Linked DNA regions of Mus musculus: all the other regions are linked to region 3. Evidence: chromatin loops called from intact Hi-C (ENCODE). Cell type or tissue: heart. All regions are shown on one strand.

Region 1 (8,000 bases), 66 kb after region 3:
GTAGGCTCTCTGTAGTAGGTAATAGGAACTATGAAGGTAGTCTTTGCTCTGTCCTCCCCCCGCCCCCAACCCTTTTCTATTTTTCCTCTATATTCTAAATCTCATGTGTCTGAGGATATGAAACTTTGACGGTCATCATCTCAGAATGATTGTGCACACAAGCTAGTTTTATCTAATACTTAATTTAAGACTAGCATATGCTAGTAAGTTTCTTCCAGCAGGGAGCTTCATTATGCCGGCTGTATTAGGGATTTATTCGCTAACTGCTTTGCTTAGTCAGAGGATGGCGCAGGCCTGTGGTGGTCAGTCTGCCTATGACAATGAGAGATGCTGCCCGCTGACCCTCTCTCCTGTGATGCTGGTCTAGATTGTACCTCAGGTACCCTTCTCTGCTCCTTTAGAGGCTAACCTTACCTAAGACTGCCTTAAGACCCCACCCCACCCCAGTTTCAGCTTTTGTACACAAATTTGCTTTTAATTTTTATTTTATGGTTCAGATCTGAGGTTAGTTCCATGGTTCAAGGACCCAACAAGGAGGCATGCTGGTCTTTCTCTGATGAATATGCAGCCTACAGGCAGCCTTCCTTCAGTGAGAACCAGGAGTGTCCTACTGGGTTGTCCTGTGAGCTTTGAATCCTTTACCAGAGGCCCACCAGCTGAGAGAGACTAGCTGCAGGCCTTGGCGTCTTTCCTCCTATCTTTTCATTCACTTCTCACATGCTGAAGCTTCCAGATTCTGCCTCAAAGCTCCTGGGTTGTTTCTGGGTACTGTCAGACCCCGGCAGTCCCCCTGTTCAGCTCTATTCCCAGAGTCACTAATGAAATGCAATTGTTGGTGAATCTCCTTAGCTAACTTTCATCATGTATCACTTTCCTTAGTCGTCCGTGTCCCCCCCCCCCCCCCCCCCCCCCCGTGCCTCCCAATGCTTCGAGAACACAATGCGTTTGGCTGTCATGCCTATTCAGACTGTTTTGTTCTGGTTTTGTTTGTTTGTTTGGGTTTGTTGTTGTTGTTTTGTTTTGTTTTTTGTTTTGCTTTGTTTTTTGGCTTTTTTTTTTTTTTTTTTTTTTTTTGGTTTTTTGAGACAGGGTTTCTCTGTGTAGCCCTGGCTGTCCTGGAACTCACTCTGTAGACCAGGCTGGCCTCGAAGTTGGAAATCTGCCTGCCTCTGCCTCCCAAGTGCTGGGATTAAAGGCATGCGCCACCACCGCCCGGCTGTTTGCTTGTTTTTTGAGACAGGGTCTCTCTATACAGTCCTGGCTGTTATGGAACTAGCTATCTAGACCAGGCTTGCTTTGAACTCAAAGATCTCCCTGCCTCTGTATGTCACCACACCGACCTCCTCAGACATTTTCCCTCAGACCGTCTCTGTTTTTGATAATCATGATGATTTTAGTCTTGGTTCCACTATTTGAATGTGCTTGCTTGATGGATTTCTTATGATTAAACTGTGGTGTGAGCTGCATAACCACAAAAGGAACCTGCCATCCTGCTGACAGGGTGTCAAGGGTGTGGACTGGCAGCTTTATGAGTTCAGTTGCTGACCTTGTTTATTAATGAGGCTGTAGCAACTGGGTCTCTTCACTGCTAAGTTGATTCCCCTTGACATCTGTGCGCATGCCTTACCCTTCACCTGAGATATGCTCCCTTTCTTTCAGGGGCGTGAGTCTGCAGCAATGATTGGAAATTTTCTGCATTGGACGCTGTGTTTTTCTCAGTTCTTAACTTATACTTGGTTATTATGTCAAGGACATTTATTTTTCACTTTGGGTAACCCAGGAGTACTTAATATTTGTTCAAGTTGCTCAGGCTTGGACCCTGGGAGCACTGTGATGCCAGTGACACTGCTTCCATGCATGGGGACAGCAGGACAGGGGAGCTCTGACACCCTGTTCCTGTACTGAGTACTTCCGAGTCATCGGTTGTTTTCTATCCCTGCCCCAGAGTTGGAGTGTGCGTGGTTCATAGACTGTCTCTGGAGGGCAGAACGGGTCTCTTGTGGATATTCTGAAAAGCTCTTCTGTATCTATATTTAAAATAAAAGCTAATTTAGAAAATTGCTTTTGAAACCAGCTCATTAAGCTGTTGATCTGGTTGACTTTTTAACTCACTCTAGCCCAGGCAGGCCTTGAGTTTATGATCCTCCTGCTCAGCTTTCATACCTGCCAAAAAGGTCATTTTTAAGAGGTTGATAGTAATGGCTGTTACTAGAAATTTTCAAGTAAGGGGGCTAGAGAGAGGGCCCATTCTGTAAGGCGCTCACTGCATTTAGCATTGAGGACCTGAGTTCAGCTCCGTGGTCCACATGAGATCTGGTGGCACACTTCTAGCATCCCAGCGCTCCTGTGATGAGATGGGCAGTGGAGACAGGAGGATCCACAGACGCTCCTGAGTCAGCTGGCCTGGCATACACACGCACGAATAAAAAAGAAAGAAAATTTAAGCAAGGCCTCGGAGGGAGGACACTGGTTGCAGGTGTATGGGAAGCAGCGTTTGTAGGACCTGGCAACAGCAACACATGGGTTACCAGGGAGGATGGCGGAACCATGCACAGCCCTCTGGGTTCTGGCTTGTGGAGATAAATAGGAAGACAACATTAACCAGCCAGCATCAGGAAGCATGAGGCCAGCAAGGGAGACACATCTGAGGTGTTTGTTTCTTTACTAGAACTGTCCCCAAATTCTCCAATTGGGAATCATCTGCTGTATTTGAAATGAGAAGTTGTCTTAGCAGGGATGTGTCAGAGCACCTGAAATCTGGAAGTCTTGAGTCCACAGTAGTGAGTAGTGTAAGACTTATAGGCTGGATTTTTCTGTTTGTTTGGGTTTTTTTTTTTTTTTTTTTTAAAGAGACAGGGTTTCTCTGTGTAGCCCTGGCTGTTCTGGAACTCACTTTGTAGACCAGGCTGGCCTCGAACTCAGAAATCCGCCTGCCTTTGCCTCCCGAGTGCCGGGATTAAAGGTGTGCATCACCATATCCAGTTTATAGGCTGGATTTGAGACCAGTCTTTCCAGGCCAGCTTAGTAGTAGGCGGTCTTCCCCTTCAACATGTTCGCATCTAGCAAGAAAGAGAACTTTACCATCCTCACTGTAACTACGTGTCCTGTGTCCTTATAGTGCCCAGTGTGAGGAAAACCATGAACACTTTGGAACATTCCTTTTTGAATGAATATATGCAAATGAACCTTCAGAGTAAGAACAGACATTATTGAAGAATTACAGATAATATACATTTTAGCTTTGCTGCAGAAACAGCAAAACTAGTTTCAGAGGTGCTGTGGTAGAGTAATAGTCTAATGAGGTAGGCAGGAGCCACCAGAGATACACAAGGAGGTTGGCACGTCATTTCACCATCAAGGAACTCTCCGGTGAGATTAGACAATTACAAGTCTATCTTTGGGAAGTGAGAAAGTCCCATAAGCAAATATAAATTGTGGGGTTTATTGTTCAGTTTTGGTGGTTTGATACAGGGTCTCTCTGCATAGCCCTGGCTGTCCGGGAATTCGCTCTGTAGACCAGGCTGGTCTCAAACTCACAGAGATCTGCTTCCTGAGTGTGGGGGATTCTCAATACTGAGCTGACAGGAAGCTCCTCTCCCTTTCTGTGCCCCAGTACATTTTCCTTTTTGTGTCAGGAGTGACCAGTGCAGCTGCCCTTATGTCCTGGCTAGCTCAGAAACTTTAGGGTATTTTGAAACATGGTATTTTTATTCAAGGGTCTTTTCTAGGAATGGTAAAACTTATATAGTGCTTTTGAAGACTTATTTTGTTTTACCAGTGATGCAGGCCTTGCCCATGCTTGGCAAGTTTTGTGCTGCTAAACTGTATCCCCAGCCTCCTTTGAGACAGGCAAACCTTGAACTCCTCTCTGTAGTCGTCCAGCCTCCTGAATAGCTGGTGGTACAGGCCCATGACATCAAGCACAGCTTAGGGGACCTTCTGAAACTTTAAAGTCATTTTGTAATCTTAAAATGTATTGCCTGTAATTAATTTTATTAATTATGTTTATTATTAATTTAATGTTTATTAATTTTCTGTATTTGAAGATGAGAGTCAGAGGCTGGGCATGGTAGCACATGTCTTTAATCCCAGAACCAGGGAGGCAGACACAGGTGGATCTCTGTGAGTTTGAGGCCATCCTGGTCTACATAGTGAGTTCCAGGAGAGCCACAGTCACATATACCTGGTCTCAGAAAACAAAATAAAAAAGAAGAAGAATGAATGAATAAATGAATGAGATCAGGAGAGGGGAAAATCTCACACTGATAAATTGGTTGCTTTGCCTAAGTTTTACCTCCAAGAAGAGAGTGAAGAAATAGGCCAAATATGATGTTGACTAAGTTATATATATGGGCAGATCTCTTTAGAGATCTGCATTGTATACTTATTTTCTATTTATAGTGTAAAGGCTGATCATGTCTGCAGAGTTGTAGATTAGGAATCCGTGTGACTGAGAACAGAAGGTGGCTAGTTGTGGCTAGGCTAGCATTCTTACTCCTTTAGAATGGGGGCATGCATCTGTAATCCCAGCACTGGGTCAAAAGAAAAGAAAAAGTCTGTGGTCCCCCCCCCTCCCCCCCACTTTTTATCTGCAGAAATTTTTGGAAGAGCAAAATTTTAGTCTCCCCCTGCTGGATATGATTGGCAAAAAATTTAGGGTATGTGTGTGTAATTGTACTTTAGGCTACTTTAGTACCAGCCTTTTCCTACCAGCCTTCTCCACCCTTTCAACCGAACCCTAGGTGGGGGAGAAAGAAAGTTAGAGGAGAAAGGAGGCATCTGTGTCATTAGACTACCACCTGCTGACTAATGGCACTGAGTTCCCTAGGGCAATGTTGATCTTTGTGGTCACGATATCCAATTTCTTTTTTCTCTTTGCCCACAGCCACTTCACAAAGCTGAGCAGCAAGGGAAGCCCCAGCCTCTTGGGACTCTGGCATTTTTATACCCTGTTAAGAGTCCCCAGAATTCCAAACAGTCTTCAGCTGGCAGAATCCCATCCCTGCCAGAGTCCACAACAAATCATAGACAGTTGGTAGCTGTGGATGATCTGAAGCAGCTGTGTATCCCACATCTGGAATTAAAATGAAAACATAGTCACATAACATTTCTGTGTTCTTAAAGAAATAAAGAGTCTCACTATGTGTGTGTGCTTATGATGTTGAAATACGCATTACATAAAATTTACCATTTTCCACTCTTACTGGGGGTTGTCTGTAGGGAGGCTATGTAGCTCAGGCTAGCCTGAGGTTCGACATTACATAGATACACTGGCCTAGAACTCAAGATCCTTCAGGTTCTGCATCTTCAGTGCTGTACTACCATCCCGGTATATATTTATTATTTATTTATTCATTCATTTGTGGGAGGTGTGAGTGAACATGTATGTGCAGATGTATCCTCATGTGCTGCATGAGTTTGTGTCACCTTACGTGTCATTTGCTTTCCGAGATAGAGTCTCTTCCTGGGACATGGACGTTTCTGATTTGGCTAGGAACCCCAGGGATTCTCCTGTCCCTTCCTCCCCAGTGCCAGAGTAACAAGTACATGCTAGCAAGCCTAGGTTTTCATGTGGGTTCTGAGTAGTGTCCCCAGACTGTGGAATCCATTGTAAATGTGCAGCTCAGCGGTCCTGTGCATCGGAGCGTACATGCATTGTAAGGACTTAAGCTGGACTTTCTCATTTGAAATGTACTGCCTTGCAGCTTCACTGAGCAGCCTTTTGATCACGCCCTTCCCGTCTCCAAGCTCTTCTACATCCTCTTCCAGCAGTTACCAGCGCCGCTGGCTCCGAAGTCAGACAACGAGTTTGGAAAATGGCATCTTTCCAAGGAGGTGAGTTACTTGTTTCCTCTGGCTAAGGAAAGTACTAGTATAAACTGCTTACGGAGCCTGGCAGGCTTATCCTTGCCTGTTGTCAGGGAAAGAAGACCTGAAACCTTGTGATTAGTTCCAGCTTAGTCTGAAGTTTACACATTAAATTGTTTAAGGAGATAGTAAATTAAAACTAGGTAAGTTGGCCTGGAATACAATATGTAGCCCAGTCGGGACTCACCATCTTTTGCTTCTACTTCCTAAGTACAGGATTGTGAGTATGTTGACACTGTACCCATCTGGAAACCCATCTTTTCATTTAGAAGATACTGGAAATGCCTGGTAGCCATACAGTGTCGCTGCTGAATTTGGTGATGATTAAAAGTGAATATGCTCTATTCACTATCTATCCCAGAAAAGCTGGGATGGGGCCAAAGTTCAAACAGGATCAGATAAACCACCTAAACAGTCCCATAGCCACTAAAGAAATAGCACAGTGGCTTATAGTCTCCCAACCAAAAAAAGCCCAGGACCAGAGGGGTTTAGTGGAGAACTCTGTCAGACCTCCAAAGAAGGCCTAGTACCAGTGTTCCTCAAACTATTCCACAAACTAGAACCAGAAGGCACACTACCCAATTCATCCTAGGAAGCCACAGTTACACTGCGTATTCTCCCCGGAGATGGAACGGTTTCTGCCTATCAGGAACCTGTCACAATTTTCTTTCATAGAGGACTTCATAAGAGAATTTTTCTTTTTTTTTAAAAGAATTATTTTATGTATGTGAGTACACTGTAGCTGTACAGATGGTTGTGAGCCTTCATGTGGTTGTTGGGAATTGAATTTTAGGACCTCTGCTTGCTCTGTTCAACCCCACTCACTCCGGTTGGCTCCTCTCACTCAGTCCCTGCTCACTCTGACCCAAAGATATATTTATTATTAATAATAAATGTTGTTGCTGTCTTCAGACACACCAGAAGAGGGTATCATATCTCATTATGGGTGGTTGTGAGCCACCATGTGGTTGCTGGGATTTGTACTTAGGACCTTTGGAAGAGCAATCAGTGCTCTTACCCGCTGAGCCATCTCGCCAGCCCAAGAGGTTTTTTTTTTTTTATTCTATCATATTTAATGTTCCAAATAGATTTTTAAAAGTAGTTGAGTGCATATTACATTTAGTGTCAGAAGATACCATGTATATCTAAGAGGCATTTAGCTATTATAAATTATTTTGATGACTTAAAAAATGTTAATACTGAGTTGTATATTTAAAATAAATTTTATTAGTTTAATTAAAAAAAAAAAAAGAAGAAAAGCTGGGATAAATATCTTCCCTGGCTACAATGATTCCAATATGATATTTGAGGCACAGTTCCTTTGTGGCACTTAAATCCTTAGACTACACAGGTAAAAATATGAGAATACATAAAGATAGCCTCAAGTTACTTTCTACCTTGATTCAGTTTGTTTTTGAACCTAAAGCTTACTCATTTGTGTGCAGAGCATACATTTGATGTTATACCAGTAGCATCCAACCCCTTGGTTTTGTATCTCAAAACATTTAAATGGAATTTTCACATGTCACTGAGCTAGCTATTTATGTCAATTCGCTGAGTTTGTAGATTGCCTAGTAGTCACTATGTTTGAGAGAATCTGTGAAGATGACTCAACCATGTGCTTGTGCTGAAGTAGTTGATGTCCCAGGCAACAGGTGTCAAGGAAGATCAGTACCGGATAAACACTGTGAAGGCTCAGAGTGCATAGGAACCAAGCGGGGAGAATCGAAGTGGTGGGGACTCTGGGGGGGACCGAGGGTGATGAGGAGCCCCAAAGGAAGATAAGCTGAGCAGAGAGCTGAGGGAATCTCTTCTGTTCTCTCAAGACCCTAAAAGGCTGCAGCTGGTCCTTCACTTTAGTCTACTGAGTGGACTAAAGTGGAGTGGTGAGATTGTGGAGTCAGAGACAAGTCTAGCTCTGCCCTCATCACACACGTGCTGGAGCATATTAACTGGGTCCCTGCAGCTTCTTCTTAAGCATTAGGATGGTAACGGGTTCAGCCTTTGCGTTAGGAGAATACAACTAGATGATCCAGTCAGGTGGTCAGGTCACGTTTAGTGTATGGCAAATAAAACATTGGCAGTGCATATATATAATCTTAGCACTTGGGGAGACTTAGGGCAAGCTGTGT
Region 2 (8,000 bases), 52 kb after region 3:
CCTGGAACTCACAGACATCTGCCAGCCTCTGTGTTGGCATATACGCCGCACCCAGCCAGAACGAGTTTTAATGGCCTTGTATACATTTAAAATTCGGCAGTGTAGGTCCTAGTCATCAGACCTGGTTTTGACAGACATCTCTACAGGAATATTGCATTCATATAGGGATAGCTGGGCTGAGCGCTAGCAGGCTCTTCTCATTCTACTGCACTTCTTCTTTTCTGCACAGTAACTTGGTCGCTCCTGGGGTCATGATGTGTAGGCTTGGCTGTAAGTGTGGGGTGGCTTCCGCCTGTCCGTCAGCTTGGGGTCATGTGGCATGTCTCATCGGTCACACCTTGAACACTGGCTGCCTCTGGCCTAAGGGCAGAGGAAAATAGTTTCCAAAATAAACTTTGCCATTGTGCAAAGGACGCCAGGCACGACATGGACAACACACTGGTGATAGAAGGAACGACTAGAATTTACTTTCTTTCTTCTTTGCGTCTGAGGTTTAAGAGAATAAATCTGCTGCCTTCAGTTAATTTGAAGTTAACGTGCTTCATATTAACTACCATTGCTTGAACCGGGGAAGGACCAAAGGCACTCAGCTTCTCACAGAAACTGGCCTTCTCAGTCCTGGGAGGGAGCGCACGCATAGCTTCTGGAGCTTGTGTGTATGGCAAGCTTGGGTGAAGCCCTTTACGTATTCTACTTAATCCACAAAGCAAGTTTGTGAGGTCAGCAGTTGTACATTGATAATCCAGTGGCAAAGTGGAAGGGGAAAGCCTTGGGGTTTGAATCCGGCTGTCCCTGACTGTATTCACAGGGTCTACTGTGAAGGTTTTCAGTGTTCTCTCCTTTATCCGCCTGTCCATTTCTCACCCATCGCTTCCGTGTCCTCCCTGGATCCTATAGCAGAGTCCTCCTGAGTAGTTGGCAGCCTTCTGCTTCAGGTGCGTCTTTTAGACTCTGCTCTAAGCTGTCTCTTCTCTACCTCTGCGGCTGTCACTGCAGCCTGTAGCAGGCAGCGTGAGGGGCCTGGCTCTCTGTGCAGTCCACTCCCATGGGTCTGCTTTTCTTAGGGCAGTCAGCTATCTGATCTTATCAACCATCTGCTTTCCTTGGCTGCTCTTTGTGTTCAGAGTTTATCCTGTCTGGGCCTGCTTCGGTCCCATCCCCCAGCTCGCTGACCTCATAGGGCAGCTCTCCCTGCCTTTCCTCCCTCCCTTTCCTGTGCTGCACTCTGCTGCTTCGTGGTGTTCACGTCAACTGGTCGGTCACTCTTCACGTCTGGTTTAAAAGTTGATTTAAGTCCTCAGTGACTTCTGTGCCTCTCTCCTTAAATCTCGCTGTTTTGGAGTCTAGGTCTTGCTGTGTAACCAGGATGGTCTGCTTCTGCAGCCTTAGACTCCTGAGGACTGAGCTTATAGACGTCAGTCACTATGCCAGGCTCTGAGACTCTTTTGTATCCTTTAGTTTCCCTTTTGACCTTCAGACAGTTTGTAGTTATATATTTATATGTAAGTATTAGGTTAGTAATATCCCTATTAAGCCTTGAACTTCATGAGGGCAGGTTTGATTAATTATTGATTCCCTTGCACCTGCTACAGAGCCTTGAATACAATGCAGACTAAATTTGTGTTGAATGGATTGCCAAGGCTGTGCTGAAAGCACACTCTGTAAATAGTTCTCTAGTTCCTGCTTTCCGATCGAATTCTTTACTGCAACATACACCTGTATTTTCTTCTTAACATCCTTTGCTTGGGAGCAAACTGTGTTTCCCTTTTTGCTAAGCATCATGGCTAGCAAATGCGTTTGGTCTCAGCGCCACAGTATCAAGCCAGACGTGCTAGGGGTAACCTTACACTGTGGAACGGCTGCCAGCTCCCCCTGAGGGGATGGCTGCCACAGAGGCACAGGCGCTCCTTTAACTGGGGTGCTCTCCCCAGAACCCAGGCATCCCACTTAGCCCTCTCTTGTGTGTCCTTGCAACTTCTTTCTGCCATTTGATTTCAAACTGACTACAGAAGGCAGTGCTTTCTCTCCAGCGATTTATTATTAGGGCAGCCTCGCCACCGTTGGCACAAGAATTGTCAGCATTTGTGCAGCCAGTTTCCGAGCACGCTGGCTGGGAATTGTATTTATTTGCCATGGTCACACCAAGCGTTGCAGATAATCCAGCTTCTCTCTCTTTTGAATCCACAGTTGGTCGTGTTCGGAGTTTGGCTTGAGTGACATCCGCCTGCTAGTTTACCAGGACTGTGAGAGGAGAGGCAGACAAGTCATGTTTGACTCCAGAGCCGTTCAGAAGATGGAAGAGGCAGCAGCTCAGGTGTGAAATGCTGATTGGCTTTCAAACCTCTCTGATCTGTTGTGTGCTGCCTGCAGGGATGCAGAAGGGGCAAGCAGAGATGCACCACAGCAGGCAGGCCTGTGTCTGCGGACACAACGGAAACTTAACAAGCAATTATGGCAGGCCAACAGTGGACCATTGACATTGAGAAAGATACATTTGCTGGCGATTGTAATCTAGCAGGATTTTGTAAGCGTCAAGCATAGTAAGAAAATAAACTGCTGAGATTCATAAAGTTCTAGTGTTTTTGCCAGACAAGAAGATCATTCTGTCCAGATTTTCTCATAGATAGTAAAAGGTGCCAAGTGTGGCTCGTGCTTATAATCCAGCACTAGATGTGCTGAGGCAGGAGGACGGTGATTTGGGGCTAGACTAGGCTATATAGTAAGGCCGTGTTTCAAAACCTAAAATAAATAAAAGGTGTTATGAAAGCTTCCTCACCTTAGAGCCTTAATAGACCGATGTTCACTGTTATCCTACCCTTTCTGACCAAGGAATTGCTCATTAACTTCCCTTGTTATAGGGAAGGGGGTGGTGGGAGGTGGGAGGGACTGGGATGGGGAGTAAAGACAGGAAAGATCTTTACCGCTTTGAGCCAGACTAGGAAAGATAAAAATAATACCAAAGAACTTTGCCCTCCCCGGTCTCCCAAGATACCTCTGATCTGTCGCCATGGCTGGACCATTCGCTTCAGTTCCGTATTGTTCAGATGCTTACGAATTAAATAAACCCACTGATACTCTTTTCTCCTTTAATTACTTGCTCCCCATACTGACCAAAATCTGGTAGTCTATAGAATTTGTGGTTAAGTAAATGAACAGTTATAACATGACCTTTGATTCAAAAAGGCCAGTGGGCTGTTTTCCAGCCTCATTTTGATTTGTTAAAAATTATTTTGTGGGAGTGTGCCTGCTACTGCCTGTGTGTGGAAGTCAGAGGACAACTTTGTGACGCTGGTCTCTCCTTCCACCTGTGAGTCCAGGGATCAAACCCAGTTGTGGGACAGGTACTTTACCTGCTGAGCCATCTCACTGGTCCTTGTTTTCCAGATTCTGATAAGAACCTCTGTTTGCAGGAAGGAAATGTTAGGTTGAAGGCAGTCAAGCGGGGTGATAGCACTGTACTTACAGAATTCTCTCAGCCAGCCAGTTGTCACACTAGTGACTGGGCGTATTAGGTGGGCAGCAGAGAAAGCCGAGGACGGGCAGGTGATTCACGGTTGCTTTAATGGTAGACTGGGATTCGAGGCTTAGGTGAGCCAGCAGTTGATTCTTTGGACAGGAAGGAGATGGCTCCCTCCAAATGCTTCTGACAGATGGCTTAGCTGAGCACTCTCCCTCCATGGAGTGGCTGCCGGTGGCAGAGATAGAGGGGGAAGTGACTTCCTAGGGAACTGGAGCCAGCAGACCTGAGCAGGGATAACTTGGTAATCCTGATGTAGGCTTTCTTTGAAGTACTCACTACATTAAATAAGCAGCTTAGGCTCTGGAACATGTGTAGCTGGTAGAGGGCTACAGGAGAGTCTAGTTGGTAGCCTTCTTACTGTACCAGGTGCCGTTTCCCACTACAGGTCATTGTGCTATGCTCCGCCATCCTGTGGGACTTCCTGTCACCAGCCCTCAGCCTGCTGGGAGGCTGTTTCTGGCTTAAGTGGTATTAAGTAACAGCTGGAGCTGAAGAGCTTGTTGAGAGAATGCAGGATGCTCGGGATTAACCCTATACAACTTCAGATTCCATCACTGCTGGGGTGCTGCTGTGGACCGGCACATCTTGTGTTGCCTTTACGGTCCTTTTCCAGTAAAACCCCTCCTCCACCACAACCACGTGATAAGCACAAAGCATCATGGGATTGAGTCACATAGGACTGCAAGCATGTGCTTTAGACCTCGGTCACACTGGAGATTAGATAAACTGCTATTGTGCCCATGGGTTCCCTAGCACACGTTATGAAAGAGAAAGACAGCCGGACAGACAGACAGACAGACAGACAGACACAAATACAAAAAGAAGAGAAAATAAAGGAAAACAAAAGAAAGAACAGCAAAGGGAATTCAGTAGAAGCAGGTTCTCACGAAGGCTTCTGTAGGGGGAGAGTTCTATTCTGGGGTGGGTGAGGGTCACTCTCAATAAAACTTGGAAGTGAGCGTGTGAGGGGGTATAGAGTAGGTAATCCTATTACCTCTGACCTTTGAGGGCCAGGTTCCCATCACATGCTCCATGGTCCAAGGTTGCTCCTGTCCCAGGGTTCGGCCCTCATCTCTCACAGCTCTGTCCTGCTGCTTTTCTTTCCTGCTGCACCAGGAATGCTAGAAAGAGTGTGAAAAACACAAGCCTGCATGTCCAGGCTGATAGGTTTCTTTCTTAGTGGCATTTAGTTGGTAAAAATTTGGATGTTAGTGGTCATCTTTCTGCTCATGAGCTCCAAACATTAGGACTGTATAGTACTGAAATCCAAAAACCAGAACAGAGAGCAGTATTTGTTTATGGCTTCTTGGTGTACATTTAAATGTAGAGACTGATACTTGAATTATTTAAAGAGAGTGATATGTCTATCATCCATCTCCATGTCTCAGTCTACACACACGTACCGCCATTTTCTGGGTAGTATCTCCTCCCCAGATATTCCAGACTCCCATGAATATTGTTGTTATTATAAAGAAAAATTAAACAGAGATTTTGGTTTTAATGCAATTTAGGCACCTGAATGTTTTGACCAATTCCCACTTGATAAAGCATGCCGATAAAGCCTGGTACAGTACATGATCCCTGACCTTGCCTGCCTCTCTTAACCCAGAAAGCAGAGGATGTTCCTATTAAAATGTCAGCCAGATGCTGTCAGGAAAGCAGCAGCAGCAGCGGCAGCAGCAGCAGCGGCAGCAGCTCTTCTCATGGCTTTGGAGGATCTTTACAACACGCTAAGCAACAGCTTCCAAAGTACCAAGTAAGACATGTTGCTCTAGAGCAGCCATGGCCTGCGCCGTCGATACCTGTGGGCGTGAGAGTCTCCAGAGAGGGGTGCTTTGGTTTTGTTTTGTTGTTGCTGTTTTTGTTTCTGACACAAATAGCCTCTGACTGGCTATGTAGACCTTGAACCTCTTGCCTTCATCTCCTAAGTTCTGGGATTACAGATATGAATCCACATCAGGCTTGTTTTGATTCTCGAGCCATTAGCCCAAGCAGGTATGGAACTGATCATGTAACCCGTGCTGATCTCAGATGTTCCTGCCTCAGTCTCCCTAGTGCTGGGATTATAGGTATGTGCCACAGTAACCAGCTTCCCTGGTCTTATTTTTAAACCTGTAACAGAATCTTATCTCTACTGCTGCTGGTAAAACAAGGTCAGGGAGATTATACCAGCAGCCACAGACAAACAAGCCCTGAATTTTACAAGCCCTGAATTTTAAGGCCTGTGTATGGTACATTTATATGCCCATAGGTTATAGGGCTCAAAGCTAGTTGAGAATCCGCAGTTCGCACATGGTCTTTGTTCCAGGAAAAGGCAGATTATAAAACAGAGAGTGGGTGGAATTTATTAGTAGAGAATATGAGAAATCATTGGCTTGTGTTTGAAGTGGGAAGAAGTTGATATGAGCTGTAGCCAGAGATGAATCCACCCTCTATTAGCAGGACCCACAAGTTTATCTTTCTTTTTCCTCTTTTGTCATTATGAGGAGGCAGTGTGTGTGTGTGTGTGTGTGTGTGTGTGTGTGTGCATAAATGTGTATATATTGTAGTTTAAAACACTGGAATGATTGAGAAAAGCACGTGGAGGAAGAGTCCTTTATTCTTTAAGCTGAGAGCACATTTGCAGAGGCTGGCTGTGCTGATGCGCCTGTAGCCCATTAGTTTGCTTCTCACTCTTTCTCTTGATCATAAGGGTGTCAGCATGGCTGAGCAGTCTCCAAGAGAGTGATTCTCATATGGGGTCCAATGTTAGGTATCCTGCATATCAGATACTGACATTATGGTTCTTAACGCCAGCAAAATAACAGTTATGATGTAGCAACTAAATAATTTTATGGTTGGGGGATCACCACAATACAAGGAACTGTATTAAAGGGTCACACACAACATTAGGAGGGTTGAGAACCATTGCTCTTAAGATGCTTAGAGGTGAAGGAGAGATGTTGACCGAGAAATAAGTCATAGGGGCTTTTCTTGTGTAGATAATGAAGTATTTAAAGAATGGTGGAGCTGGGCAGTGGTGGTGCACACCTTTAATCCCAGCACTTGGGAGGCAGAGGCAGGCGGATTTCTGAGTGAGTTCGAGGCCAGACTGGTCTACAGAGTGAGCGCCAGGACTACACAGAGGAAACTCCTGTCTCAAAAAAATAATGCCCCCCCCCCAAAAAAAAACCCACAAAAAAGAATGTTGGAAAGGCTAGTGAGTGGAGTCTCCTCCAGGAAACAGCTGTATTCAAGGGGTGACTTGACAAAGAGAAGATTCAAAAAAAAAAAAAAAAGATTCCAGTAGGAAGGTAATAGTATCAAATACATTTGATAAAGCAAATTAGCGTGTGTCTACCGGATTTGAAGAAAGATGGAAAGTGGAATATGGTGGTCATTGTTAGAGCAGACAGGATCAATTAGGCAAAGCCAGGCTTCTCTGTCAAAAGCTGGTGTTTAGCACCCTATCCTTAAAATAAAAAGGTGGTTAAAAAGGGCACGAGAGACTGGTTGGAAATTGGAAGTGATTTTTGAAATATTTTTACAAAATTTTAGAGCAGTAAGACCACCTTTATTTCTTGGATCCTCACAAAGGCCTACTTGAAGTGTAAGTCACTTCTTTCCTTTCTTCTTTCCTGTGGTAAAGCGCCATAACCAAGGTAACTTACCAAAGGAATTTATTTGGGTTTATGGTTCCAGAAGGTCGGAGCCTATGACCAGACACATGGTGGCAGGAACTGGAAGCTGGGGTCTCACATCTTGAACCTCCAGCATGGAGCACAGAACAAAGTAGAAATGCAGGAGTCTATACCTCTCAAAGCCTCCCCCCCCCCCCCCCCCAGTGACATACAAGGCCACACCTCCCAAAGCTATCCAAAAACCAACTGGTGACCAAGTGTTAGGACATCTGAGTTTAACGGGGAGCGCTCTCATTCAGGTGACCACAGCTAGCGATTATTTAGTTGAGTAATACTAAACCAAGCTTCTTTTCAGGATCTACTCAATATCCAAAGAAGAGTTGAACTGTTTCCTTCAGGGTTCGATTTTATAAATGGAAATGATGATCTTTGATGTGTGAGCATATTGTATATAAAGAAGAAACTTTAAAAATAGTAATATTTGTGAACTATAGCGGGTGATCCCTGTATAGATGACAGTTGTAAGGTGGCCAGCTATAGCTTTAGGGTACTGTTGTGACAGTCCATTAACCAGAGACCCAAGGATTGGGAGACAGTGCTTTCCATTGCATTGTTCCATGTGGTGTTTTCTTGTGTGCAGTACACGAGACCAGCATCTGATGTCAGCATGCTTGGGGAGATGATGTTTGGCTCAGTTGCAATGAGTTACAAAGGCTCCACCCTGAAGATACACTACATACGGTGAGACTGCCCCTGTGCCGCCTGCAAGAACTGCAACAATGGTACCAACTTCCTAACTTAAAAAGCACATTTCTTCCCTCTTATTTTTATTTTAGATCTCCTCCACAACTGATGATTAG
Region 3 (8,000 bases):
GCTCTAACATTTGAGCTCTTACTTCTTAGCTACAACTATGTTTACAGGGGCAATGATTTCATTAATTTCTTTTTGTTTTAAATTTCAATTTTTTTTTTACAATCCAGATTTTATACCCTCCCGGTCCACCCTCTGACTGTTCCACATCCCATACATTCCTCCCACTCCAACACCCCTCACCTTCCATCTCCAAGAGGATGTCCCTACCCACCCCCCAACCCTACCTCACCAGACCTCCCCACTCCCTGGGGCCTCCAGTCTCTTAAGGGTTAGGTGCATCTTCTCTGACTGAACCCAGACCCAGCAGTTCTTTGCTGTATATGTGTTGGGAGCATCATATCAGATGTATGCTGCCTAGTTGGTGGTCTAGTGTCTGAAAGATTTCAGGGGTCCAGATTAATTGAGACTGCTGGTCCTCCTACAGGGTCACCCTCCTCCTCATCTTCTTCCAGCTTTTCCCTAATTCAACCACAGGGGTCAGCAGCTTCCGTGCATTGGTTGGGTGTAAATATCTGCATCTCACTCTTTCAGCTGCTTGTTGGGTCTTTTGGAGGACATTCATTTCTTGATTTTGCGATAGGTCTTGTGTAGCCTAGATTGGCCTTGAATGCTACATGTAGCTGATGATGACTACCGCATCCAGATCTTCCTGTCTTTATCTCCTTTCTGAGGGCTAGGATTATAGGCAAGTTCCACCATGCCTGTCCCCAGCATCTCTGTCCCCACCATGCCTGTCTCTATAGCATCTATCAACAATTATTTCTAACTATACCACTGCTACTATTAAAAAAAAGGTAAAATGAAAAAAATTTATGCTGATTGGTGAGTTTTGTTTTGGAGACATTGTCATTCCATATTTCACTGTGTAGCTCAGGCTAGCCTTGACTTTGTGGCCTGTCATATGCTGTGATGTATGAATCATCAAATCCCACTAAGGATGTAGAATTTGGAATCTCCTACAAGGTTGCTCCAATAGTGAAACAAACAGCCACCTTCTTTCCTTTACTGAATGGCCCCAAGACTGCAATGTTCCTTAAAAGAATATAGAAGTAATCTGGAGAGATCATCTGTCATTATTTTAGAGCTTTAATTAATCACTGATGGGAACTGAAAACTTTTCATTGTCTTGTCTCAATGGCAAAGAGAGGAAAACCTGATGAAAGAAACATTCTGCAAGAAGAATGAAGACTGAAGTGTGGACACTATACCCCTCCTTAGAATTGGGAACAAAACACCCATGGAAGGAGTTACAGAGACAAAGTTTGGAGCTGAGACGAAAGGATGGACCATCTAGAGACTGCCATATCCAGGGATCCACCCCATAATCAGCTTCCAAACGCTGACACCATTGCATACACTAGCAAGATTTTATCGAAAGGACCCAGATGTAGCTGTCTCTTGTGAGACTATGCCCGGGCCTAGCAAACACAGAAGTGGGTGCTCACAGTCAGCTATTGGATGGATCACAGGGCTCCCAATGGAGGAGCTAGAGAAAGTATCCAAGGAGCTAAAGGGATCTGCAACCCTATAGGTGAAACAACATTATGAACTAACCAGTACCCCGGAGCTCTTGACTCTAGCTGCATATGTATCAAAAGATGGCCTAGTCGGACATCACTGGAAAGAGAGGCCCATTGGACACACAAACTTTATATGCCCCAGTACAGGGGAACGCCAGGGCCAAGAAGTGGGAGTGGGTGGTTAGGGAAGTGGGGTGGAGGGTATGGGGGACTTTTGGGATAGCATTGGAAATGTAATTGAGGAAAATATGTAATAAAAAATATTAAAAAAAAAGAAACATTCTGAAATACTAGAAAAAAGTAGACTGGGCTGGGTATGCAGCTCATGTTGTCTAACATACCCAAAGCTCAGCACTGGGTAAACCAGGTGGGTAGCACCTGCCTGTTTTATATTTACATATGTGTGTGTGTGTGTATGTATATACATGCACACACACATATACACTATACTTATCTAATATATATATATATATATATATGTATATATATATATATATATATATATCACACAAATCACATGAGAACAGAGTAGTTTGCCCTAGGTTAAATCCCCAACAACAACAAAACTGGAATGAGATCATTGGTGTTGAGTATTTTCTCTGGCAGACTAGGAGTTGAAATACAAATTTCTTCATGATATGATAAGCAATAGAGAAAAATTTTTTAAAAATGAAATTCTCTTAAAGGCTCTGTCTTCACCATGTCTTGTCCTGGTTTCATCTTCAAGCTTCTATCAAGATAGTGGTAACATTATATCCAGATATTAAATATTAATAATTATATCTCAGTTAGGAGGGAAGAAACGACTCCTAACTGCTTTTCTTCTAGCTTCTTCAGGAAGGAGAACCAGGTTTCAGCAGGTCACAAGCAGTATTTATGATAATATAACAGAAATCAAACTAAAACAGACTACAGAGCATGCATATATGGAAACAAGTCACAGGAACTGATAGATCGGCTTGTGGAAGACAGCCCTCACAAGTCCCAGTTTTCATTTCATTTCATTGTTATCCTGTCATCTCTAAGCATTCACAATATCCCTGTTCCTCTTCACATACAGAGCCATGTGGCAGTGCTAGAGACCCGGACTAAGAAACCAGGAAGCAACCTCTGGATTGGGGGCCTTGAGCAGATTAGAGCTATGCCCCACCCCCTCTTTTGATTACTTATATTTGTGAAATATGTTTGCTTTTAAACGTCTAAATGTCCTCTTTTTTTGTTTGCTTGTTTTGCTTTTTAGCGCTCTCTCTCTCTCTCTGTGTGTGTGTGTGTGTGTGTGTGTGTGTGTGCATGCGCGCGCATTGTGTAACTTTGTGCCTCTGAGTGCAGTGCCCTTGGGCACCAAAAGGGGGAGGACGACTTCTGACCTGGAGTTGGACTTGGTTGTGAGCTTTCTGATCCACTTGCTGGGAAGAGATCTCCAGTCCCGTGCAAACGCAGCTTATGTTTGTAACTGCTGAGCCATGTTTCTCCATCCTTAACTTTCCTTTGATCAAGTCTAAGAAATCTTGGTGGGTCATTTGTTCACCGTCCTCAAATTTGCTGGAGTCAGAGTGGAACTCAAAAGTAACTAACTCTAGCTCTACTACCTACCATCTGAACCACGTTAGAGCTCTAGGCCGCAAAACAGATTAATAAACTGTTTTGAATGTGGTCAGACTCTTCATAACCGCAGGTTCTTTAACGTCTTGCACCACAGCACAATAAATTCTCAGGGGGTCTGAGGCGTGAAAGCACAGGCAAATGAGTCTAAGCACACACTCAGCTTCCCTAAATCAAAGAATCTATTGAGTTTTTTTTTTTTTTTTTTATGTGCCCAATGTGAACACGAACTAGGAAAGCAATCATTTGTGTGTATATGTGGGCTTAACGCACGCACATATGGGCTTAGTACATGCACAGCTTTTGTGTGACTTATGTACCAGTGGGAACCAACACACCAAAAAACCCAAAAAAACCCCAAAAAACAAAAAAAACCAAAACAAAACCCGGTGACCTGAATAAACTGTTTGTAAATTCAAAATTGAGCCTGCTGATTTACTCTGGTTCCGGCAGTTGCTTGCTGGGACCTCAAATGCAGCAGGGGCCAGAATCCCCAGCAGCAACGTCAGGCACTAAAGTTGCTTCTCCAGCTCAGGCCACGTTTTCTGCTAGGGAGTCCTGGACCCGATAAAATGAGGACCAAGTTCAAGGGCTTTTCTTTCCAAAGAACAAAAACCTCCATAGTTGTGCTCTGGAGCTCAGTAGGTCAAGTGTGTGAAGACTCGTGCACCCCGCCCAACTCTCTAGCCCCAGTAAGAGCCCGGCGAGTGATAACTCCGGGCGTACCCCTAGTGATGTCGGCGCAGGGCGGGTAAAGCTGGCCAATGGAGACGTTAGGCCTCTATGCTCCTCCCCCTCCCCCCACACGCCCCGCCCCACTCCTCCCTACGAGCCTCTCCCGGCTCCACTCTCCGCTTCCCTGGCGCTCCTCCTCCATCGCCCACTCCTCTCTCCCACTCCCTTGTATTCCTCCCAACACGTTCCACTCTTCATCGCCTGCGCTCCTCCCAGTCCCTCTTGCTCCTCCCAGTCCCTCGTGCTGCCTTCTGACGCTCCTCCTCCCTCCTCCCGGCGCTCCTCCCCCTCGCTCGTGCACCCCCCTCCCTGCCATCCTCGTGCTCCTCCCCTCCCTCATGCTCTCCCTCCTCTTCTTCCCGTGCTCCTCCCTCTCCCTCGTGCTGCCCTCTCCGCGCTCCTCCTCCCGCGGGAGCGAGCTGTCAGCCGGGCGGGCCGGCTCCGTCATATGACCGGCCGGCGGCCGCGGCGCCGCACCTTCCGTCCGCTGCAGCGGTCCCGCGCTCGCGCCCCTCCGGGCGGCCGCGCCCCCGTCGCCATGGCCCCGCCGCGGCCGCCGTGGGCTGCGCGCTGAGCCGTCGGGTCCCGGAGCGTGGCCGCCCGCCCGGGCCGCCGCGTGCACGCCATGGCCCCGACCCTGCTCCAGAAGCTCTTCAACAAAAGGGGCGGCGGCGCAGCGTCTGCCCAGGCCCGGCCGCCCAAGGAGGAGCCGGCCTTCAGGTGAGCGCGTGCGAGCGGGAGGGAGGCCTCAGGCGGGCTGCATGGAGACCGGACCCCCGCGCCACCCTGTCCCCTCCTCCTGGGCGGGACCCCGCGCCACCCTGTCCCTTCTTCCCAGATCCTCCTGGGAAAGACCCCAGTCTCTCACTCTCCTCTGTCCCGGTCCTCCCGGGTGGGACCCCACGCCTCTCTCGCCCCTCTTTCTGGGTGGGACCCAGCAGCATCCTCTTCCCTCCCTCGCCGGGTTCTCCCAGGTTGGGCTCCTCTTTCCACTTCTTTCAGGGTCTCAGAGCCGCGAACCGCCCTGTCCCTTTTCTACTGCTCCTTCTGGGTGGAACCTCAGCGCCGTCCTCCTTCCTTGCTCTCCAGGTCTCCCCAGGTGGGAGCCCTGCGCCATCCTCTGCCCTCTTTCCTCAGGTGCCCCACAAAATTTCTCCATATGCCCCCGTGTCTGAGCACGTCTGGGACCGGTGTGTACCTTCCAGGGTCTCTGGAGGGAGAGTCACCTGCGTCTCCCCTGCCCCAGAGCCTGTAAGCTGTCATTTTGCAGGCAGCTCCAACCCACTGAGTATGTGACAGTATTTTGAAGTTGGAAAGGGTGAAGCCACGAAAAAAGCAGCTTCTTTCTTGCAGTGTATGACAAGCTCGCCGGCGGATGAATAAAAGTGTGTAATTTCCTCATCAGTTAGAAGGCTGATGCCGCATGATGAGTGGAAAGGGAGGGAAATGCTTTTTATGAAACGTCTCGGGTTCTAATTTAACAAAGCAGAGGCAGATATTTAATAGTTCATCTTCGGAACACATACCTTTGGATTAGCATGTGTTAAGCTGGCTCAAGACCCACAGCTCTAAGTGGCGGCTGGTCTTGCATTTTGAGCTAAGCAATTGGCTCTCAGTAACATCCCTATACTATTCTGCTTTTGAGTGGTAAGTTTCCAAAGATGCTCTCCTGGGTCCTGTACTGTCTCTCAGCACTACTAGTTGAGAAAACATTTTATTTGCCATTTAAGTTTTCATCACTATAAAACAAAACAAAACAAAACAGAAAACTGAACACCTCACACCGATTCAGACCTTCTAGGGATACTTTATGTTCAGAATGTAAGACTTTGAATTTTTTTTAAAAACAAACAAACAAACAAACAAAGGTCTCATTAGTCCAGGCTGGCTTTAAACTCTTGACAATCTTCCTGCCTTAGCTTCTCAAGTTCTGGGAACACCAACATGAAGCATCGCATTTGAAATGAATTTTGATTAAATCTCATCTCCTTTATTGCATAAAAATTCATTCAAAACACATACAAACACATTCCTATAGTTATATAAGATTTTCTTTTATCTTGTATTTCCAGTTTTATGTAGCCCAGGCTAGCTTCGATCAATTGATGACCTGATCGTCCTGTTAGTGCTTCTCAAGTGTAAGATTACAGTAAGCACGTGCTGCCATCCCTGGCTCCAACTTGGAGAGAATGAGACATTAAACAGAATAGCAGCATTTGTGTGTGTGTGTGTGTGTGTGTGTGTGTGTGTGGTGGGAGGTTGGAAGGTAAATTGTGAGGACTGCCTGGATCATGGTCAGTGCATTTCCGTTAGGCAGACTGGACCTGATTCTGTGCCTTCTATTTGTCTGCCTACCCGTGATGCTGTCGTCTAACGTCTCTGAGTTGTAGAATTACTTTGGAGTCAGGACATGTTAATTCTTCTTGGAATCCTAGACTAGACCAAGATTCCTCAGGTGTCTTCTTTGGTGGCCCTTACCAAGGACATTACAGCCATTTGAGTGCCCGTGGAGATGCGTGGTACTTGTCACTGTTTCTTACGTTCCCTGCCTACTTGTCCACCAGCACTCTTCCCTTCCCATGGATAAGGTTAAATTCAGTGTATTTTGAGCAACAGCAACAACAACAAAAAAATGTGGCTATATTTAGGGCTCGGCCATATTAGGAAAATTGATTCCCACTTTGTGAGTACAATATTAGTACCATGTTCTGTCTTCTCATTTGGTGTTTAAGGGAGAAGAAAGTGCAGTCTTTAACTTTTTTTACTGTGCTATACATTTATTTGTATGCGTGTGGGAACACACACTCCAGTTCTACAGCATGCAGGTGGAGGTCGGGGACAACTTTCAGAACCCTGTTTGCTCCTACCTTGTGTTTACCTGGGACGCTAACTCAGGTGATCAGGCAACAGGTACTCTCTCCTGCTGAGCCACCATGATAGCCCCCATGTGCCATCTCTTGTCATTTGTTCACCTCAGATTTTTTGTTTCCCGATAGGCTTTTTGAGGTAGATGTTCCTGAAGGATGTTGAGGCTGCCTCTCTTCCCTTTTTGTCTTATGTAACCCAGGCTGACCTAGAAGTCCAGCTTTGCCTCAGTCCTCATGTGATCAGATGCTGGGGTTACAGATTCACCAACGTGCTGGGCACTTGTGTGACCTCTCTTGTTATCCGGGCTTTCCACTCCTCCTCCTCCTCCTGCAGTGCTTCCCTGTTTGTGGTTCAGAGAGCGAGAGTGGCTCCAGTCCCACACTGTTTCCAGATCTTATCTGTCAGCCGTCACCTATATATAGGGCATTGTCACAGTCAAGAGTACAACTTACACATTTCATTGATGATCCCAACGCTTGTCTTTTCAGTTTGCCTTGGTAGAAACGGAAAGGAATAAAAAGAGGCTGAATTGTCAGTCTTACCCAAGCAGTTAGGCGCAGTATATAATTGTAATACTTCTAGACTTTGATCCTGCGTCAAATCATAGTGTGTTTGACACTTGAGAAAGTTCTATTTGCCGATCTTCCAAATGCTTTTCACTTTTACTTAATTGATAAGAACCAATTTGAATAACCCTCAGGCTAAAAATGAATGCAATTCAGAACCAGACTGTCTTGAGGTCAACATGCCTACGTAGGACTTAAACATATTGTTTTATATGTATGTATGCCTGAGTGTATGTATGTATGTGCATCTGATGCATGGGAGAGCCCCTGGAGCTGGAGGCACCATGAACCATCATGTGGATGCTAGACAGTAAGTGCTCTTAAATACTCAGCCATCTCTCAGCCCCTACATAGAACTTCTTAATGGTCAAGGTATATCCAATGTCTTCTGTGTCTCACATGTATGTGAAACCTTATCCATATTATCTTTTTTCTCCCTTTTACTGAGGGCCAAACCAAGGATCTCATGTATGCTAGTTAAAACATTATCTTTTTAAAGATTTATTTATTTATTTATTATATGTATATACAAGTACACTGTGGCTGTCTGCAGACACACCAGAAAAGGGCATTGGATCCCATTACCGATGGTTGTGAGCCACCATGTGGTTGCTGGGATTTGAACTCAGGACTTCTGGATGAGCAGTCAGTGCTCTTAACTGCTGAGCCATCTCTCCAGCCCTGCTAAAACACTATTTTAAGATTGTTT

What was found. Hi-C counts contacts between places; a loop is a spot of excess contacts. Peaks named below come from ENCODE experiments on the same cell type or tissue, not always from the same donor. Only the 100,000 strongest peaks of a DNase experiment are listed, where the experiment ranks them.
Region 1: a loop joins it to region 3, with 2.8 times the contacts of the local background. A loop is called at or near these places in 15 of 42 quality-filtered maps.
Region 2: a loop joins it to region 3, with 2.8 times the contacts of the local background. A loop is called at or near these places in 15 of 42 quality-filtered maps.

What each region holds. Positions count from the first base shown.
Region 1 is chr3:79,498,173-79,506,172 of GRCm38, reverse strand. Fnip2 (folliculin interacting protein 2) reads left to right here. Exons shown (of 17, transcript NM_001162999.2): 8 at 5,706-5,835. Among named protein-coding and RNA genes, the nearest start is that of Gm36442, 9.9 kb to the left of the region's middle. In heart, a CTCF peak has its summit at 4,652 (motif pointing left); a DNase peak (open chromatin) is centred at 5,802.
Region 2 is chr3:79,512,379-79,520,378 of GRCm38, reverse strand. Fnip2 (folliculin interacting protein 2) reads left to right here. Exons shown (of 17, transcript NM_001162999.2): 2 at 2,188-2,314; 3 at 5,130-5,276; 4 at 7,781-7,881; 5 at 7,977-8,000. Among named protein-coding and RNA genes, the nearest start is that of Gm36442, 4.3 kb to the right of the region's middle. In heart, a CTCF peak has its summit at 1,220; DNase peaks (open chromatin) are centred at 308, 1,128 and 3,988; H3K4me3 peaks cover 1,177 bases; H3K27ac peaks cover 3,849 bases.
Region 3 is chr3:79,564,086-79,572,085 of GRCm38, reverse strand. It overlaps Fnip2 (folliculin interacting protein 2), which reads left to right and starts at 4,407. Exons shown (of 17, transcript NM_001162999.2): 1 at 4,407-4,577. The coding sequence starts at 4,483. 4930589L23Rik (RIKEN cDNA 4930589L23 gene) reads right to left here and starts at 3,894. Exons shown (of 2, transcript NR_152118.1): 1 at 2,888-3,894. In heart, no CTCF peak of the experiment used is centred here; DNase peaks (open chromatin) are centred at 4,185 and 7,005; H3K4me3 peaks cover 2,179 bases; H3K27ac peaks cover 2,122 bases.